Linked DNA regions of Homo sapiens: region 2 is linked to region 1. A link is an interaction called in ENCODE POLR2A ChIA-PET data of the cell type or tissue named here. Cell type or tissue: OCI-LY7. All regions are shown on one strand. Each heading gives the region's core, and the rest is flanking DNA. Links, peaks and the distances in the headings are about the cores only.

What was found. ChIA-PET counts read pairs that join two places held together with the same protein. Peaks named below come from ENCODE experiments on the same cell type or tissue, not always from the same donor. Only the 100,000 strongest peaks of a DNase experiment are listed, where the experiment ranks them.
Region 2: POLR2A ChIA-PET joins it to region 1 with 5 read pairs; 2 of 35 experiments call an interaction of 5 or more read pairs at or near these places.

The regions. Positions count from the first base shown.
Region 1 is chr13:33,616,224-33,622,440 of GRCh38, reverse strand. It overlaps a transcript of STARD13 not described here. Among named protein-coding and RNA genes, the nearest start is that of RFC3, 200 kb to the left of the region's middle. In OCI-LY7, for the core only: no CTCF peak of the experiment used is centred there; no DNase peak of the experiment used is centred there.
Region 2 is chr13:33,758,640-33,764,856 of GRCh38, reverse strand. No RefSeq gene overlaps it. Among named protein-coding and RNA genes, the nearest start is that of RFC3, 56 kb to the left of the region's middle. In OCI-LY7, for the core only: CTCF peaks have their summits at 2,666 and 2,866; a DNase peak (open chromatin) is centred at 2,906; H3K27ac peaks cover 753 bases.

The sequences.
Region 1 (6,217 bases), core at 569-5,568:
GTCTCGAGCTCCTGACCTCAAATGATCCACCCGCCTTGGCCTCCCAAAGTGTTGGGATTACAGGCGTGAGCCTGGCCCATTTGGTCAACTTATTATTCTTTTTACACGGTACTGGAGTGATTTACTAGATTAAAGTGTTAGATTTTATGTCTATGTTCATACAGATGGTGGTCTTCATTTCTAATGTCTTTGTCAGGTTTTGGTAATAGGGTTATTTTCGCCCCATAAATGAGCTGATAAATATTTCCTCTTCCACTATGCTCTGACAACATTTGGTGGAATTGGTTGATTTTTTTCTTTTTGTTTTTTATAAGGTTTGACAGAAATTGCAAGTGCAGGCCTCCACAGTGGCTCACACCTGTAATCCCAGCACTTTGGGAGGCTAAGGCGGGTGGATCACCTGAGGTCAGGAGTTCGTGACCAGCCTGGCCAACATGGTGAAACCCCTTCTCTACTAAAAGTACAAAAATTAGCCGGGCGTGGTGGTGGGCACCTGTAATCCCAGCTACTCAGGAGGCTGAGGTAGGAGAATCGCTTGAACCCGGGAGGGGGAGGTTGCAGTGAGCCATGATCATGCCCCTGCACTCCAGCCTGGATGACAAGAGCGAGACTTCGTCCAAAAAAAAAAGAAAAAAAAATTGCAAGTGCAACCATCTGGGCCTGCAGTTTTTCTTTGTGGAAATGTTTTGAATTATAAATTCAATTCTTTTAATATATATAAGCTTCTCAGATTTTTGAATTTTTTTTTTTTTTTTTTTTTGGAGACTGAGTCTCGCTCTGTCGCCCAGGCTGGAGTGCAATGGCGTGTTCTCGGCTCACTGCAAGCTCTGCCTCCCGGGTTCACGCCATTCTTCTGCCTCAGCCTCCCGAGTAGCTGGGACTACAGGCACCCACCACCACACCCGGCTAATTTCTTTTTGTATTTTTAGTAGAGACAGGGTTTCACCATGTTAGCCAGGATGGTCTTGACCTCCTGACCTGGTGATCTGCCCACCTCGGCCTCCCAAAGTGCTGGGATTACAGGCGTAAGCGACTGTGCCCGGCCAGTTTTTAAATTTTTTTTAGTGTTTTATTAAGATGAGTTTTTCAAAGAGTTTGTTAATTTTATCTATTATCAAATTTATTAAAAGAAACTTTTTTCTAATATATTTTCACTATTCTTCTATATGCAGCAATAGTTCCTCTGTTACTGCTGATGTTAATAATTTGTTTTCACTTTTTCTTGCTAAGTGCTTACCAATTTTATTATTTTCAAAAAACTGTTTGACTTTATTAATTTTCTTTATTGTTTACACATTTTCTACTTCAGTTTATATGCTTTTTTAATTTTCACTCTTCTACTTTAAGTTTAGTTTGCTCTTCTTTTTCTACTTCTTAAGATGGGACTTACTGGTTTTACATCTTTTTTCTAATATAAACATTTAATATTATAACTTTTCTTCTAAACACTTCTTTAGCTGCATCTCACAAATTTTAGCATACTGTGTGTTTTCATTATTACTTAATTCAAAATATGTTTTAAGATTTCTAATATTTCCTTTTGGATTTATTCTTTGATCCATAGGTTTATATAATGTGTTTTTAAATATCCAACTATTTTTGGCATTTCTATGTATTAAATTTTTTATTATATTTTATCTATACAAATATTTGTATATTCTGTTATATATGTTATATAACATATAGCTGTTATTTCTATATTGTTTCTTTTTATTTCTAGATGTATTATTATTTATATATTTTATTGTCATTTATTTTTAATTTAATATTACTCTAAGATTTTAAGTGTGTGAAATGTGTTAAGACAAAGTTTATCTTGGTGAATGCAGCATGTGTACTTGAAAAGAATGCATATTCTGGCCGGGCATGGTGGCCCATGCCTGTAATCTCAGCACTTTCAGAGGCCGAGGTGGGTGGATCACCTGAGGTCAGGAGTTTGAGACTAGCCTGACCAACAAGGTGAAACCCTGTCTCTACTAAAAATACAAAAATTAGCCAGGTGTGGTGGCGGGCACCTGTAATCCTTGCTACTTGGGAGGCGGAGGCAGGAGAATCACTTGAACCTGGGAAGAAGAGGTTTCAGTGAGCTGAGATAGCGCCACTGCACTCCAGCCTGGGCGACAGAGTGAGACTTTGTCTCAAAAAAAAAAAAAAGAAAAAAGAAAAAGAATACATATTCTGCATTGTTGGGTATACTGTTTTTTGAATGTCAATTAGGTCTTGTGGGTTGATAGCATTTTTCAAATTTGCTGTATTCTTTACTGTTTGTGTTTGTGTCTATTTGTCTATTAGTTGTATAAATAACAGAAAGAGGGGTGTTAAAATCTCCAATTATGGTCATGGATTTGATGAAGAATATTCCACCCACTCTTTTTTTTTCTTTGAGACAGAGTTTTGCTCTTGTCGCCCAGGCTGGAGTATAGTGGCACGATCTTAGCTCACTGCAACCTCCGGCTCCCTAGTTCAAGAGATTTTCCCACTTCATCCTCTTGGGTAGGTGAGCTGTGCACCACCACGCCCAGCTAATTTTTTTATTTTTTAGTAGAGATGAGGTTTCACCATGTCGGCCAGGCTTGTCTCAAACTCCTGACCTAAAGTGATTGGCCGACCTCGGCCTCCCAAAGTGCTGGATTACAGGTGTGAGCCACTGCAACCGGCCTCTAACGTATTTACATCTAATATTATTATTGATATGGTTTGGCTCAAATCTATCTTCTTATTGATTAGTTTTACATTTGTCCCATCTATTTTGTTTATTTTTTACTCTTCTTACCCTTTTTTCACTACCTTTTTTGTAAAATCAAAAATTTTTAGTATTCTTTTAAAATTCTCTATTGGCTTTTTATCTACACCTATACTTTCAGCTAGCTATCTTTTTAGTGGATGTTCTAAGAATTACAATAATGTAGTCTTATCAAAAAACTATTAATTTAAAATTAAGTTAATTAGGTTCATTTAAAGTAAAATCAATTATTATACTACTTTACTTAAGAAGCTAGGACAAACATGGGGCTCAAACATGTTTCCTTATCTCAGTTTTCCCTGCTGTTCAATGATGGAAAAATTCATATTTTTTCTGCAGCTTTACAGTATGCTAGAGAACAGAGCCAGTCTAGTTTGCAGTGTCTTTTATTAAAGAGAGTATTATTTTGTCTGGCAAACAAGTAAACTACTTGGAATCTTCCCTGTTCTGTCAAGCTCGGTTTGGTTCTTTGTTAGGGCTGTTTGAGTACAGTTTTGTCTTTAGTTCTAAGTTAGGTCCCTTATCTGAGGTGTGGTCTTTGCTTATAGGTTGTGGTGCTTTTGGGGTCTGAACGAAATGCCCACGGTTTTCAGAGATGCTTGTCAACTGACTGTTCCAGAAATCTGTCTTCTAACTTTACATGGCTTCTAATATTTCATGGTCTGCTCTCAGCCCTGAAGCAATCACTTTCTTTTAGGACTCATGGAATTTTTTCCTCTGAATGCACGGTATATCCCTTGGCCATGAATCCACAAAACACACACACACAGATTCTTATGGTCCCAGCTCTCCTCAGAACCCTCCTTTTCAGTACCCTGCCCTGAGAGTTCCAGATGCTTCTGTCATCTTGAAGTCTGATCTTAGCCTTCTCAGCTCAGCAAAAGCACTGTGCACTGCTTGGGCTCTATCTCCCTGCACTGCAGTTCAAAACATGCCCCCAACAAGAAGCTAGGACAAATATGGGGCTCATCTGACGTTTCCTTACCTCAGTTCCCCTGCTGTTCAATGATGGAAAGATTCAGTTTTTTTCTCTCCAGTTTTATGATATGCCAGAGAGCAAATCTGGCAGCAGTAACTGTATCATAGCTAGAAGAGGAAGTCTCACAATTTATTTAATTTGTATCCTCAATATCTGGCTCATAGTAAGCAAGCCATCGATGTAAGATATATGGGGCATGTATGAATGGATGTATGCACATTTGGATTACTGAAGGGATGGGTAGAAGAAATTTGTTAAGTCTTTTCTCAACATTATTTTTTCTCCTTAGCACTTTTCACAGTCTAACATACTTTATATTTTACCCATTTTAAATTTTCTTTTGTGTTTCACTCCCACTAAAATGCAAGTTCCATGAGGACATGACATTTTGTTTTGTTCACTGATTTATTCAATGACTGACATATAAAAGTTGCTTAATAAATGTTTGTTGTTAGAGTTGATTGATAGATTTTTCAGGATGATCTAGCATACTATTACTGAAATTTGATAATGAAAAAAGTCTAACAAGTGTAAAATCCATTAATGGAGAGTTAATACTTTTATGGGAGAGTCATTTTAGAGTATCCTATCATTTTTGATTAACAACTAGAATGCTCACTTCAGCAACACTAATCCTTTTTCTGTTCATCATTTACATATGTGACGCTTTCTCCTGCCTTAGAAACTTTGCTGTTGCATCTTTGCTTTTTGCAAGGATGGTTCCTTATATCATTCAAAATGCAACTCCAATGTCTCCATTTCAGAGAGGTCCTCCTGCTCTAAAATAGGACCACCTATGCCAATTTTCTATCATAACATCATGCTTTAATTCCTTGAGAGAACATATTCCTCTCTATTTTATGTTTACATATGCATCGTCTTATCTGTCTTCCCAGGTGACAAGCTCTGTGAAAGCTGGAATTTCATGGGGGCTCTTCGAGGTAAAGCCCAGCCCCTATACCAGTGCTTGGTCCTCAGTAGACACTCAAAAAATCTTTCTGGTCATAGGCAGAATTCTAAGATGGCCCCATGATCTCTACCACCTGCTGTTACTACTATGATTATGTTATCCAACATTTCAAAGGTTCTTTGAAGATGTAGTTCAGGTTACTAATCAGTTGGGTTAAAGAAAAAATGATGATATGGGTGAGCTGAACCTAATTATTTGAGTCATTTCAAAGCAGATAATTTTCTTTTGCAGCACAGGACAAAGTAAAAAAGATTCAAAATACAAGAAGGATTTATTGTAGTACAGTGTGAGTGTAATGTTTCCTGAATATAACATTCTGTTCCTGTGCCCTTGATAGTAATATAAGGGCTAAGTCAAATGCCTCTTCAACTATTAAGTAGTCTCAGATATCACCTCTTTGCTGTGCAGTTTACAAGCACTGATTGCTTATGTATGGGAGGAGGGAACCAAACCTATTGAGTGCCTAATATACACTGTACATGGTACCAGGCACTATTAACTCGTTTAGTCATCACAACCACCTTATAGTGTTATTGAGTCAGCCCATGATCACAAACTAAGTGATCAAATTATGATTCAGCCCCCAGGCAGTTTAAATTATTTTTAAAAATCAAAACCAAATCAAAACAAAAACCCAGGGAAAGGAGGATAAACTAAGAATAAAAGCACTCAACGCTTATAGTTCCATTTTAAACCACGCTAATGGCACTAATAACATAGGGTGCTGTTCCACCTGTTGACAGATGTACCCTATCCTCATTATCTGGAGTCACAGTTCCTTAGGGACGCTCCCTACCCAAGTCCCCTTGCCTGGTCCATTTTACTTATCACTCAGGTCTCAAAAGACACATTATTTCCTTGAGGAAACTTTTCCCGACCTGTCCTTTCTCCCAGACCCATGTGAGTTCCTCTTGTTATGGATTCTGATTCAATTAAAATAAAGACTATTTTTCTAGTTATGTATTTTGTGATTTATTAATACCCATGTAATTACTTAATTACTACAGCATAAACAAATTTAAAGGCAGAGGCTATATCTATCTTTTTCTGAAGTGTATCTTCAGAGCCTAACCATGTATGGCTTGTAGTAGGCACAATATAAATACGTAAAGAGAATGAACAAATACCCAAGTGCCTAAGACAGTGTTTGCCATGGATGGCATAGACTTTTCCCATGCCTTGTCCCCACCATGGCTGAAAATATTTTCTCCTTAGTGACTGAATACATGGATGGGTAGAAGGATAGATGGATAATTCTCAAAACTCTTCCAGTCTAGATTTCTGAGATTCCCATTCAGAGAATGGAAAATATGCGGAAGAGCAGAAAGTCTTTGTTGTCTATTATCTGCTTCTTGCTGACTACTAAAACCACCAGCACACTGCTGTCCCTAGAGATCTCACTTTACGTGAGGGTGCTAGAGAGGGTCTTTCTTCTTTTCTTTCTTTCTTGCTTTATTTTTTCCCTTCTCTTCCCTTCCCTGCTCCCCTTCCCTTCTTCCCTTCTCCCCATTCCCCTCCCCTTTTC
Region 2 (6,217 bases), core at 637-5,636, 140 kb before region 1:
GCTCACACCTGGAATCCCAGCAGTTGGGGATGCCAAGGCAGGCGGATCACCTGAGATTAGCAGTTTGAGACCAGCCTGGGCTACATGGCAAAACAGCATCTCTACTAAAAATACAAAAATTAGCCGGGTGTAGTGGTGGGCACCTATAATCCCAGCTACTTGGAAGACTGAGGCAGGAGAATCGCTTGAACCTGGGAGGCGAGGTTGCAGTGAGCCGAGATTGTGCCACTGCACGTCATGCACTCCAGCCTGGGCAACAGAGCAAGACTCCACCATCTCAAAAGAAAAAAAAAAAGAAAATGAAAGAGAGAGAAAAACCTAAGTAATCAGCTCCTCTGCTATTTCAAACAGGTATTCGAAGGTAATCAGAATTGTTCTAGAAACTATTGATAGCGAAAGGTTAAGTGACCTCTTTCATCTCAGAACCTCCAGTGACTACCTCCTCTGTTGCAGGGGCTAAGAAACACAAATGCTTTTCAATACAGCATCCCTTCTAAGTTTACTCTTACGCTTAATCAAAACTAATGAACTAAATTTACGTGATTGTTTTAAAGAAAAAGTGCACATGTAAGCAATCCAGAGGGTCACAAATGCCAGTGAACATGAATCTTTGCTAAGGCATTGGGAAATTCCTTTCTTCTTTGTTTCAAAGACTAAGAGAAGGCTTAGTTCAGAAGTGACACTTGAAATGGCAAAAAGCTTTTGTTGTCATCCCCCTCCTTGTCATCTCATTGACTACAGGGCCATTGTTCCTACCTGGCAGCCAGTGAGAGCCAAGTTTGTTATATAATCTGGAAGGCTTTTGGGTATTTTAGATTAGGTATAGATAGAGGCTAGTTTTTAAAGTGATTTATTGAGTTTGAGCTTCTCAGCTTCTTTAATATGTCTCTGGAACACAATAGTGCCTGCAGCTAGGTACTAGTAGGTATCAGTTAAATTTTACTTCCAGAAAATTTTTAATTAAATGAGAAATATCTGAGAAGAGTGAAATTTGGAATACAGATGTTTCTACCAAAATTGGCACCTACAGCATTTCAGTTGGCAAATTCCTCTCGGGTTTTTTTGTTTTGGGCTTTTTTTGTTTGTTTGTTTGAGACAGGGTTTCACTCTGTTGTCCAGGCTGGGGTGCAGTGGCCCAATCTCAGCTCGCTGCAACCTCTGCTTCCCAGGTTCAAGCAATTCTCCTGCCTCAGCCTCCCAAGTAGCTGGGATTACAGGCACTCACCACCACGCCCAGCTAATTTTTTGTATTTTTGGTAGAGACAGGATTTTACCATGTAGCCTGGGCTGGTCTCCAACTCCTGACCTCAATTGATCCGCCCACCTGGGCCTCCCAAAGTGCTGGGATTACAGGCATGAGCCACTGTGCCCAGCCAATTCCTTTTCTGTATTCACCCCCACCCCCAGCCCTTAACCCTTTCTCCAAGATCAATAAATTACAGACTCTTTTCACCACTGTACTCTAGGAATAACTTCACTTACCACAAATGCAGTGCTCTGTGAGTGTTCACCATGATTGAACAAAATATCAGCAAACTACCTTTTGTCAGCAGACTGAAAAAAACAACAAAAAAAACAAAACTCCTAAACCCACTGCCTGTGTAGCTTTGAGTCATCGTGAATAATTTTAAGAAAATTGGCCAAAATGTCTCATAAGTATGTTATCAAGATGGCAGCAGCAGTACTTTGGTGTCCATTTCTGGGAAATTTAACTTGGGTTATAAAGTTGCATAAGAACGATGTGGGCATAACCTCATCAATCTCATTTTTGAAAACAACAGGAAAGCAGCACTTCCATCTTTTTAAGGAGTTCTAAGAAGCTATGCTATTAAAGAATGGAGAATTTTATATACCAATTCTGGAGAATTTATCTTGTATCTGTGAGAAATATTATGCTTTAATTTTTAGGACAACAGCATTCTCCTCTGATAATTTTTAATTCTCTCACTACTGTCACTAAAAATAATTTGCATAGAGAGCTTAGGTTCATACTCTATCACTTACTAATGCCCATGCAGGGCAGGAAAAACAATTGCATATTTAATCCTTTTCTTTTCTAGCCAAAGAAGGAAGGAATGTTTAAGAGAATGGGCTGGAGGCTGGGCGCGGTGGCTCATACCTGTAATCCCAGCACTTTGGGAGGCCAAGGTAGGGTGGATCACGAGGACAGGAATTCAAGATCAGCCTGGCCAAGATGGTGAAACCCCGTTTCTACTAAAAATACCAAAAAAAAAAAAAAAAAAAAAAAGCCGGGCGTGGTGGCAGGTGCCTGTAATCCCAGCTACTCAGGAGGCTGAGGCAGAGAATTGCTTAAATCTGGGAGGTGGAGGTTGCAGTGAGCTGAGATCGCACCACTGCACTCTAGCCTGGGCAACAGAATGAAACTCCGTCTCAAAAAAAAAAAAAAAAAAGGAATGGGCTGGAGTTGGACTGACCTTGTTCAGCCCATGGTTCTGCAGCTTACAAACTCTGTGATCTTGAGCATGAGACCTAACCTCTTTTTGCCTCAGTTTCCTCATCTTCAAAATGAGGACTGTACTAATACCTATGGTATAGACCAATTGGGAGCTAAACAATATAATACCTGAAAAATGCTTAGCTAGATTCCTGTTCCTATTGTTATCATTTAACCATTTTAAATTTTTTTCTCTTATCTGTGAAAAGAGGATAATTATTTTGACTAACTTACCATGTTGATGTGAACACAAGAGGAAATAAAACACTTACCACACAGCTTGGTACCTAATATGCCCTCGATAAATAGTAGTTATAATTTATTACTCTGACTTTTCAATAAAACAGCAGATGTCATTCCAAATATGGCTCCTTCCCAATGAACTTCAGAAACACTGCCCTCTAGCAACACATCTTAAACCTCCTCCGAGGTTCCCTCTATTTTAGAAGCTGGTTGTAGCACCGTTGTTTCTGGCTTGCTGATGAAATAGGCTCGCTCTGTCCTTTGAAGGTGCACTTTGAAGAGATTGGTCACGGCTGGCCTCTGCTGCCTGCCCCAGGCTCAGGCAGCTGGATACAAAAGGAAAGAAAACACGTTGGAAACATCAGCTCTGTGTGTTCTTGGGTCCTAACAAGCCATTTGCTTCTCTCCTAACTGTTCATGTTGACTCAACCATGAACACCGTGTTTCCTTAGCAAAATCAACCTGAATGTTAATGAAAAATCAACACAAAAAAGCACAGCACAAAGAATTAGCTAGGGCATTACTTCACAAAGTCACAGATGGGCAGATCATCTTGGAGTGGAGGATAGTTAAAACAGCTGGCCGGGTGCGGTGGCTCACGCCTGTAATCTCAGCACTTTGTGAGGCCGAGGCGGGCGGATCACGAGGTCAAGAGATCGAGACCATCCTGGCTAACACGGTGAAACCCTGTCTGCACTAAAAATACAAAAAATTAGCCAGGCGTGGTGGCAGTCGCCTGTCGTCCCAGCTACTGGGGAGGCTGAGGCGGGAGAATGACGTGAACCCGGAAGGCGGAGCTTGCAGTGAGCCGAGATCGCGCCACTGCACTCCAACCTGGGCCACAGAGCCAGACTCTGTCTCAAAAGAAAAAATAAATAAAATTTAAAAAACAGCTAATAAGGAGCTCTGGCAGTTAAACCCCAGGTCCCCTGTAACTGGAGGCCAGAGGAGAAGGAGTGTCTTAGCTAAACCGCAGTGAACTGGGGTGCTGCCGAGACCACCGAACCCCAGTGGCATTCCTGTGTTCATGAACTAGAACAGAAATTGCTCCAAAACATGCTGGGCCGGCTGGCCCTCATCTAAAGAGCAAACGAAGAAAGGTGATAAATAGTGTCCTTTGTACCATTCACCTGAGTGTCTTCCATAATATTTTTATAGTCTTGCTGCTTTTTGCAGGCAAGCAGATTTGGGGAAATAATTTCTCCAGCTTTAGATATTTAGGACATTTCCCAGTTTAGTGATGACCTTCAGAATCTTTTGTTTCAATTACCTAGATAATACAAGTAAAATGTCCAACAGTAGAGATATAGAAGGAAGTCAGGCCTCAACTGCCTAGATTTCTATTTCTACTTTGTGCTTGACCTTTCAGTACGAGACCCCGGTCTTCAAATCTTGGCCTCGTCCTCATTTCTTCAACAAGCCTCGGTTGACCTCCTTAATGAGGTCAGATTTTCTAGCAATGTTTTCATTGAACCAAGCATCCACTTTCTTAGCACTTACTTACATTACATTATATTTATATGGCTGATTACTTGATTAATGTCTCTTTGGTGCACTTGACTGTAAGCTCCATGAGAGCAGGGGTCCTGTCTGCTTTTGCCTAACATTGCATGCCCACACTTAGCATAAGCCTGGCCCAGTGCAGATGCTGAATAAATGAAGAAGGGGAAAATCACTTATTGCTGATATTTAATGACCCCCAAAGCTAAATCTGTTGCTGAACAGAAATGGATGTGGCCTGTGCTAGAGGACCTTAGGACCCATTCACTGTCCATCTGCATGCTGGTTAAAAATGACTTTCTCACACAGATCAGAGGTCCTCTTAGGGGGGAAAATGAGAACTATAGTACAAGAAGAGGGAAAGTAATACCTCACTCCTCTTTCTCTCTAAAACCAGATTCCACTTAGGGCTTATGTCAGAAGGTAACAACTTAATCTCCAAAAGTAAACTTTGGATTAGGTTTAAATGATCAAAATTCAATTTTATATCTGTGGCTTGAAATCAGGTGAGATACAAGTTTTAGAAAAAGGATAAGATGATTTTGCTACTTCCTACTATATTTCTATTTCATTGCATGATCATGGTCTTTAAAAAATCATCTTACGCATGAATTTGAATTGAAACAAAACTTCTTATCTGGTTTGGGGAAAAAAGCAAGATGTGAGCACTTCTATGTAATTATGTAAAACAACCTCAGAAAATGTAAAGTCAAATTAGGGTTTTCAAATTAAATAGAAAGATAAGCTTTGTGAGTAGAGGGAAACATTCACTGAGGAGTCTATTTTCCCCCTTAAAGTTAATTAAATATTGTTTCATTTTTTATTTTTTTGAGACAGAGTCTTGCTCTGTCACCCAGGCTGGAGTGCAACGGCATGATCTCGGCTCACTGCAACCTCCGCCTCCCAGGTTCAAGCGATTCTCCTGCCTCAGCTTCCAGAGTAGCTGGGATTACAGGCGCCCACCACCACACCTGGCTAATTTTTGTATTTTTAGTAGAGACGGGGTTTCACCATTTTGGCCAGGCTTTTCTCAAACTCCTGCCCTTAGGTAATCCACCCACCTCGGCTTCCCAAAGTGCTGGGATTACAGGCGTGAGCCACCGCGCCTGGCCAATTAAATACTGTTTTACAGATTTAATACTGAGATAATGGTCCATACAGAACAAACTGCTTTCAGGTCAGTACCCAACATACATGGAAGTCAGGTTTCACTGCATTGATAGAGGGAAATGGGAAAATGAGGCACAAAAAACATAAAAAGCAATGGAAAGTTTCAAAAAATAATCCTCGTGTCAAGAAAATATCCATTTGTTTCCAGATTATGCATTACAGGATTTCAGTCCTAGCCTTGTCCTTTCAATTTAAAACCATAACATTGAGCCAAGGCTATTCTTCTCTGTGTAGCCAGAAATTCATCAAGTATTTTTAAAATGATAACAGAGAGTGGAGAAATAAAAAAAATGGCCCTTTTTCTGAAGGCAATTATATTATATTTCCATGAGTAACATGTTACATTTGTTATTGTAAAAAGGAAACTGACTTTTACTCTACAAAAAAAAATTATTTTCAGAATACTTTTGTATAAGAGAATTAATCTGATCTTCTCTCATTGGCGGGTGAAGAGGGACATGGAAACAAACAAACAAATATATATATATATTTATATATATATACATGTATATATATATATATATATATATATATACTCTACAAAAAAATTATTTTCAGCATACTTTTGTATAAGAGAATTAATCTGATCTTCTCTCATTGGCCAGTGAAGAGGGACATGGAAACAAACAAACAAATACATATATATACATTTGTGTGTATATATATATATATATTTGTGTATATATATGTATGTATATATATGTATATATACACAAATATATATATACACACACACATATATATTTCTTTTAACATTCAACATTCTGATACATGGCATATTACAGTATATTTTGGAGGGCTACAGTGGATTATGGAATTTGAAAAACTCTACTTCCTTCTGCCTAACGA